3 separate regions of the Homo sapiens genome follow, and all the other regions are linked to region 2. A link is a contact called in ENCODE Hi-C or POLR2A ChIA-PET data. All regions are on one chromosome and are shown on one strand. Each heading gives the region's core, a stretch centred on a gene start or an enhancer-like site at or near the end of the contact. The rest is flanking DNA. Distances are from core to core; before and after follow the strand shown.

Region 1 (2,700 bases), core at 196-2,695, 1.5 Mb after region 2:
CTCTTCTTCGATAGCAGAAGGAAGCTACCCTTTTATGTCCTCAAAAGGTCCCAGAGTGCTGTATTTCCTCGAGGAAGAAGGAGTATCAGATCATTACTACAATGGTTGAACTAGTTTACAGTCCCACCAACAGTGTAAACGTGTTCCTACTTCTCCACATCCTCTCCACCACCTGTTGTTTCCTGACTTTTTAATGATCGCCATTCTAACTGGTGTGAGATGGTATCTCATTGTGGTTTTGATTTGCATTTCTCTGATGGCCAGTGCTGATGAGCATTTTTTCATGTGTTTGTTGGCTGCATAAATGAACACTTGGACACAGGAAGGGGAACATCACACACCTGGGCATGTTGTGGGGTAGGGGGAGGGGGGAGGGATAGCATTAGGAGATATACTTAATGTAAATGACGAGTTAATGGGTGCAGCATACCAACATGGCACATGTATACATATGTAACAAACCTGCACGTTGTGCACATGTACCCTAGAACTTAAAGTATATTAAAAAAAAAAAAAAGAAGATCATTACTACAGAAGAGATCTTCCACCCTGTGGCAGAACTTCCTTTTATCCCATTCACGGATCTGGTTGCCCACGAAGCAGGCCTGCCATGAAAACATCTGAATGAGCATGCAGAGTCCATTATGGTCAAGAAATGGAAAAATACTTAGTTGTCATGTACATTAATTATTTTTCTTAAACCTTGGGGTAATAGTCCGGGGGCAGGCCTGCTTTTGGGGCCTGTGTTAACCCCACTGTGCTCCAAGCACAGAGAAACACGGTGCAGCCCACAATTCCTTCTGGTTTCTTGAACAAGTGTCTTCTCAGGACTCCTCTCAGTTCCTGAATTTCACAAAACTGCTACCGACGTTTTACCAGTTAGAAAAATGTCCAAAATAGGATAACCCAGAATTGGGGATGGTGGAGGGTGAGGAAAGTATGCTTTGCCAAGAGACCGACATCATGTACAGTGAGAGTAAAAGGAACGGGCTGTTTTACTGGCGAGTAGAAGTTGTTGACTAATGTCAAAGCAAGGAAAAGATTCAAGGATCCGCTATATCCGTGCTTATACTTGGCAAATCGCATTTCTCTGGTTCAGGGCACAATAAATTCCATCACTCCACAGGAAAGACTGCCCTACTAGAGTCAACTGCGGTTGTGGGCACTTTCGCTGACAAGCGAAAAGCCTTGAGGTAGGTGGATGCTCCCAGGAAACTCAGACGTCCGAAGTTCACGAGGAGTTGGGTCGTGAGAGGGGCCAGACCTCGATCCGCGGGGCGACAGCTGCAGTGTCGCGTCGCGAGCAGGAGCTTGGCGGCGTAGAGCGCCAGGGTGCCAACTTCGCTTCCAGGCCTGTGGGTTCCGCCCGGCGCGTGCTGCTGTCAGTCAACGCCCTCGGCCCGCCCCCGCCGAAGCTCCACCAATCGTAGCCGGGGGTCGGAGGTGAGGAGACGTCGCCGGGTGAGGAAGCGGGGGGCTAGCGGCCTGGCGCTGCGGCGACCGACCGGGGCGTCAGGATCCCTGGCCCCCGGAGAGCGAAGGGCGGGCGGGTCCCGGAGGTGAGTGCTGGATGTGGTCTGTGTGCGGACGTCGGGAGGGGCCGCTGCGGGCGGAGCGACCCATTGCCCGGCTCTGCCAGCGCGCTCCTAGACTGCGAAGCCCCTCCCTCCGCGCGCATCTGCTCCCGAGTCCCCAGCCCCGTGCTGATAGGTGCAGCCCCTGGAGTCGTGGCTGTGGGCATAGGTGCCAGGGAGGGGAGGCCCGGGTCGAAGGCATAGGCAGAATTGGAGCCCTGGGTTGCCAAAGCGTCGCAGCTAAGAAGCCGGAGCCCAGGCTAGTACCGGCGGGGCGGGGCGGGGCGGGGCCGGGAGCGAGCATCTCCATCCTCAGTTTCCTCCACTTGCGGCAACGCCACAGCTCGGTACAGTTCGGACCTCCACGCCGCAGCGAAAGACTTCTGTCCTCCAGGCACCTTCACTAACCCGGTGCGGAGCACTTGGCGACGCCTCCCTGCCCATCTCATATCTCTCGGCTCATCGCTGCTCTGGGCACCAGCTGCCTCTTGGCTGGCGCTGCTGTCACACGGTGGACTGTTCTGGCCTTACTGAGCTGCCGTTTGGGGACATCAGATTCAGGTCGTATGGGGAGAAACGAGTGTAACTTTACAAGGTGTGATATGGAGACCCTGGCCTGTTGCCCATTTCTGCCTGATCAAAGGCCACTAGGGTGGTAATAAGAGGGGTTCCGAGGCAGGATTTATGCAGCATTTGTGCAAAATTGTAAATTTTCTTTGCTTTTCATTATTTACATTAAAGGGGGATTGTTGCCACATTTCCTAAAGATAAAGAATCACACTGCTTTGGTGGGCCTCCCCGCTCCTCACTGTGGTTAATTATCATTTGGAACATCAGGATATATTTGAAACTGGCAGGACTCCCAGACCCTGATAATTGTTTGGAGGCAGCAGTATACTATTTCTCCGTAGTGTTTGGGTTCTGCTTTTCTTTGAATTTGTTTAGTATTTTTTTTTCCATGTCTGTTATCCTCACAATCTCTTTGGGGCCAATAGAGTGCTGTTATTTGTTACTGAGAAAGGAAACGAAGGGATAAATCACTGAAGTGGGGTTAGCCTTCCCCATTGCCTGGGAATTGGGTTGTCCTGACCTGACAATTTAAGTTACAATTCAAACATCATTTTGG
Region 2 (2,700 bases), core at 104-2,603:
ACAGTCTCATTCTATGTTAAAAGAAATGTTCCCTAACAGAGAACTGAACATTACAGAGATCCGGGCCTTGGAAGTGGGTGCAGTACCATGCAGATCTGTATTATTTCCCTTTAGGGAAGAGAGTGAACATGTTTTTGGTTGTAAATGAGATAGCTGTACTGTTTTGTATCTATTTAAAACAAATAGTTTTTGAAACTATGAAACATTTTAGATACCTAAGTATAGACTCTATAAAGAACACTGGCCACCTATGTGGCCACCTTGGGGCCCTTAATAAATATTTAAAAATTCATGGAAACTCCTCCCTTTCCCTGAATGTAACTGCCATTCCGAGTTTTCTATATATCATTCTCCTGCATTTTAAACTCATATGGATCTATTTTAAATATATTGTCTTTTAAACACCAACTATAAATGATACCATACTTTACCTATCCGTCTGCAATCTGTTTTGCTCATTTAACAGCGTATTTTTCAGATGTATCCATATTGTTACATGCAGTTCTACTTCATCACTGTTGTTTTCAGGGCTTGCAAAAGCGTTTCTTTAGGTCCATCCTCCTGAGCGTGTGCTCACCCCAAGGCCCCGGCGGTGGCCAAGTGTCCGCCCATGCGGTGTAAAGGGGAAGTGGAACGCGTAGAGAAGGATTTTGGCAGCTCTGCTTGCCTGGAATTCCAGTCCTAGAATTCTAAATTCGGACTTGATCTTCCAGACTGTTAGGAAGATATATTTAAGGTAGGAGGCTAGAACGTATCTCCTTTAGTATATAGCTTCATTTACAACTTTTAAATATTCAGTCAAAAAGTATGTGGGCCTTCATTTACACTTTTGACGGGGCCTCACAAATAGGGGTGGTCTGCCCCTTTCCTTACGTCCCACTCTTTCTTCAAATTAAATTGCTACAGCAGGAAATTACTGAACTGTGGCTCTTCTCCTACGTCCGCCTTCCCTATGTCAATTCCCATTTCCCTTGCTTTCTCCAATAGTTAGGACTGTAAATTCTAACTTTGTTAATTTCGACGCCAAGCTGGAATGAAGACGCTAAGTGGACGCTAAAAAGACACGCTGTTTGTCACACAAGGCCTCCAACTGGGACGGCGTCCACCGCGCCCCGCCCCGCCCGCGGCACCGTGGCATCTTGGGACATGTAGTCTTTGGAGGGGCAGCTGCCTCCACCAAGTCTCCTCCCCCAAGACGCTGCCTTTCGGCCTCGGGACGCCGTGACGTTGCGTTCCTCCAGTCCCTTGCCACCTCCCTCTTTCTTCCCCTCTGGGGAAGCTCAGTGCTGGACTTCCGAAGACCTTTTACGACATTGAGTCTCGGAGTTGGTCTCAGCGCCGGATCCACTTTTCGGCAAAGTGACGTGGACGTCAACAGCAATGGCGGAAGGAGAAGATGTGCCGCCGCTGCCAACGTCGAGCGGCGACGGCTGGTGAGTGAAAGCCGGGGCTAATTTCCAATGCCCCTTTATTCTTCCTTCTCACCATCTTGCCGGTCCCCGAGGAGCCGTCTGGCGTCGGCATGGAACGGAGAGGCCGGTCCTAGGCGAAGTCCGGTGCCCTGCCCTACCCCTCTGCCAGCTGGGTGCCCCCTGCCTGCCTGGTTCTGCCCAAGGGACTGGGGCGGGACTCCCAAGGAGAGGGGTGTCATCCAGGTGCTGGGCCTCAGAACGGTCCTCCTGTGTCGTCTGTCAGTCTCCAAAGTGTGCTGGAGTGGGTGGCTTCAGGGCTGGGTTTGGCCGGAGTCCTGGCTGTGGGAGTTGGAGTAGGCTGAAGAAGGAAGTTTGTTGGATGCAGATCTGAGTCACTAAAATACAATGTGAAGAAAAGACGTTTTGAAATGACCACTGCGACCTTCGCCTGAGGGTTCAGAGGTTGACCCGAGGAGAATCCCTCCCACTTAGTTGGTATACTTTTTTTTATTCTGGCTGTTATCTCGTTTTGCATTCCAACAGTTTTCATCGTTCGTCTCCTTCACGCAAGTCATCTTTTCCCCTACTACCACATTTCTCACAGCTCGATTTCTGAGCTTTGGATGCAGTGTGGGACTTTGCTCTTACTGCACCCAAGCTGTTGCATGCTTACCTGATTTATACTCGGGATTGTGGGGGAAGACCGCCAATAATTTTTTGGTAAACTGCTCACCCAGTGTTAATCTTTGGGAAAGGCTTCTACTTTTGAAATAGTTGATCTCACGATACACTGTTAGGTTGTACAACATCATTTTTTAAAAAGGGACCTTTAGAGGCTTGTCTAAATTTTACAGTTGATCTAAGTGTATTGACCACATGTATTAGTTTTGGATTTGCTTGTTCGTTATATTGTATGTGTACAGCTCATGGGCACTTTAAAAATAATACAGGACATTGATAGACATCGACTTTAATCCCAGAGGAAAAAAATGGAAATCGTTGAAAGGGATAGATAATTAGTAATTAAGAAATTCAGCTCTCCATTAGCAGACATCAAACATTACCGTAGCGCTGGGCTCTCCAAGGTGTCAGAGGAAAACTTCATGGTGATCTAGATATAGTTTTTTTTTCTTCAACTTGCTTATGTTGGAGTTGGGAAGGTGTAACAAGGTAAAATTAATCTTATTCTTTGTGAGTGTGATTCAAAGTGTTACGAGAGGTTGGCGGTGGGGGCTGGGGCAGTTGGAGTCACTGGGGGAAAGCTTCATGAAAGCAGCAGTGTTTCAAC
Region 3 (2,700 bases), core at 14-2,513, 1.5 Mb after region 2:
AATATATAATATATAAATATATAACATATATAATATATAAATGTATAACATATATAATATATAAATATATAACATATAACATATATATCTAAATATATAACATATATAATATATAATATCTAAATATATAACATATATAATATATAATATCTAAATATATGACATATATAATATATAATATCTAAATATATAACATATATAATATATAATATATAAATATATGACATATATAATATATCTAAATATATAACATATATAATATATAATATCTAAATATATAACATATATAATATATAATATCTAAATATATAACATATAATATATAATATCTAAATATATAACATATATAATATATAATTTATATATAATTATAATATATGCAATATCTATATAAAATATATATATTTTTGAGACATAGTTTCGCTCTTGTTGCCCAGGCTGGAGTGCAGTGGCATGATATCGGCTCACTGCAACCTCTGCCTCCCGGGTTCAAGCGATTCTCCTGCCTCAGCCTCCCGAGTACCTGGGATTACAGGCATGCGCCGCCACGCCAGGCTAATTTTTTTGTATTTTTACTACAGACGGGGTTTCTCCATGTTGGCCAGGCGGGTCTCGAATTCCCGACCTCAGGTGATCAGCCTGCGTTGACCTCCCAAAGTGCTGGGATTACAGACGTGAACCACTGCGCCCGGCCTGGAGATTATATTTTAAAGTTATTTTGAATACTCCCTGGAAAAGTTCTTGGTTCATACTTATACCCGTAAGTCAAAAGATTTGTCAAATATTCAAGAACAATCAAACAATCACTTAAAAATACTGTATAAAAGTTTCTATTTCGGCATACTTTACTTTTACTTAACTAAAATTTCAAATAAAATGTATCCACTTTTATGATCTCAACAAGATCGGTCATTCCTATAGCGGAGTTGAAAACTTTCAACTTATTCACAATTATCAAAAGAATGGAGCAGCCCCCACAGAGACTTCCAGCAATGAGTTGTAAAATGCAGTCTGCATTAAGTAGCTTCCTTACAATCATCCCGATGGTAAAAGTGTCAAATTTCGCAAACGCCTGGACAAGGAAGTGAAATGATCATCTAATAACGCAGTTGACTCATCTGTCAAATAAGCGAGTGGGCCAGGGTCCCTGAGCTCACTACCCTCAGATTCTAACTCCAGCTTCACATCATTAGGCGTAAGCAGCCAATTGGGCCGTCTGGGAGCCGTGCATCCTGGGAGTTATAGTTTCCGGCTCCCTCCTTCAGATTACAAGCTCCACAGAGCCGCGGGAGGACGGTTGCCTGGTATTATTAGCAAGCAGCAAATATGGCGGTGGCGCGCGTGGACGCGGCTTTGCCTCCCGGAGAAGGTAAGGCGATCCCTACCCCGAGTCCTAAGGTTTACTTCACGGAGCTGAATTAAATAGTGGAGAGCAGAAAACCTAGGTTTAGATGTGCAGTTCTGGACCAGTTCTTTTGATGCGGATCTGTGGTCGTCGCGGAGGCGGGCTACCCTCTGGGAGTTGTAGTTCACCTGCCGTTCCCAGCTCTCCGGCGTCGCGGTGAGGGCCGAGCGGGGGACTACAGCCCCCAGAAGCCTTCGCGCGGCCCGGCGCCCTGGCTCCCGCGCTCCCGATGCTGAGGAGGCGGTGGATTTCGGGCTGCGATGACCTTTCTTGACCATTTACTTTGAGTCATGGGTGCCTAAGCGAAATGTTTGGGATCTCCCTCTTTCGCTTCACACATCTCCCTCTCTTCTTGGTTCCTGGAACCATCAGGAAAACCTTCCCTCAGAGACCGCTGCCTAGTCTGGCTTTGAACCCTTCCTCGGAGGTGGCCAGTGGCCGTGATAAAATCTAAGGGATGATCCAGAGCCCGCAGTTCTGTACTCCTTGTTCTTGCACACGGGTCCTAGGATCGAGTTTGGTCGCTGCCCAGTAGAGCACAGGACTGTGTGGGTGCTTCTGTGGCCTGAAGATACCTACCTCTTTGGGGCGCCGGACGCGAGCTGCTTTTGTTTTGGTTACAGCTCCGAGGCTTGGCAGCAGTCAGTCCTCTAAATCGGGGACAGGGCCCAGGGGTCGAGGCCCGTCTTCATGGCTTAGACCAGGAGTGCATTTTCTGGGAGCTGTAAATTCTTGGGGGAAGAGTTGGTGGATGGTTCTCAGACCTCTCTGTCGACCCCTTGGAATTGTGTACAAAGGCTGTGCACTTTTCTGAGACAGCACACCCCTTTCATCAATTTTTCAGAGGGGCTCACGACTCCTCACATGCTAAGAGCCATTAGACAACGGGAAAACGTTGAAATCCTCCAGGAGAGCAATCTGGCATAATTATTTCCTGCAGTAGTCCTAATCTGGGTGTAAATTTGAAATTGGCCGTTTCTCTGGCCCCGCCCTCTTTGGAGATCGGCTTTTCTTAAACCACACCTCTCAAGCCCACCAGGGCTACTTAACTGTTAATAGCAGTTAACATTTACAGAGCACTTTGTATGACCCAGGCGATGTTCTCAGTCCTTTTTTTTTTTGTTTTTTTTTTTACATTATCTCATTTTCTCTGTAGAACTACATTTATAAGGCAGGTATTATCCCCACTTTACAGAGTAGAAAAGGGAGCCCAAAAGAAATCAATAATTTGCCTAATATACCACAATGGTTAATTGGTGGAGCCAGGGTTTGAACGTCTATGTTATACTAAAGTG

The links. Hi-C counts contacts between places; a loop is a spot of excess contacts on that map. ChIA-PET counts read pairs that join two places held with the same protein, here RNA polymerase II (POLR2A). Pooled maps may share reads with other maps.
Region 1: a loop to region 2 is called in a pooled map, with 9 times the contacts of the local background. The contact joins the promoter of NXPE3 here to the promoter of TBC1D23 in region 2. A Hi-C loop is called at or near these places in 8 of 50 pooled maps.
Region 3: a loop to region 2 is called in a map of B cell, with 27 times the contacts of the local background. The contact joins the promoter of CEP97 here to the promoter of TBC1D23 in region 2. A Hi-C loop is called at or near these places in 1 of 168 maps with a recorded cell type or tissue (B cell) and 9 of 50 pooled maps. POLR2A ChIA-PET finds 5 or more read pairs at or near these places in 2 of 52 experiments (PC-9 and naive thymus-derived CD4-positive, alpha-beta T cell).

The regions. Positions count from the first base shown.
Region 1 is chr3:101,777,766-101,780,465 of GRCh38, forward strand. NXPE3 (neurexophilin and PC-esterase domain family member 3) reads left to right here and starts at 1,446. Exons shown (of 8, transcript NM_145037.4): 1 at 1,446-1,559. RefSeq lists enhancers at 1,260-1,554, 2,119-2,168 and a silencer at 1,359-1,708.
Region 2 is chr3:100,259,639-100,262,338 of GRCh38, forward strand. TBC1D23 (TBC1 domain family member 23) reads left to right here and starts at 1,354. Exons shown (of 19, transcript NM_001199198.3): 1 at 1,354-1,433. The coding sequence starts at 1,381. RefSeq lists enhancers at 758-1,426, 1,162-1,651, 1,427-2,095.
Region 3 is chr3:101,723,351-101,726,050 of GRCh38, forward strand. CEP97 (centrosomal protein 97) reads left to right here and starts at 1,264. Exons shown (of 11, transcript NM_024548.4): 1 at 1,264-1,369. The coding sequence starts at 1,327. RefSeq lists enhancers at 1,240-1,609, 1,890-1,959, 2,131-2,700.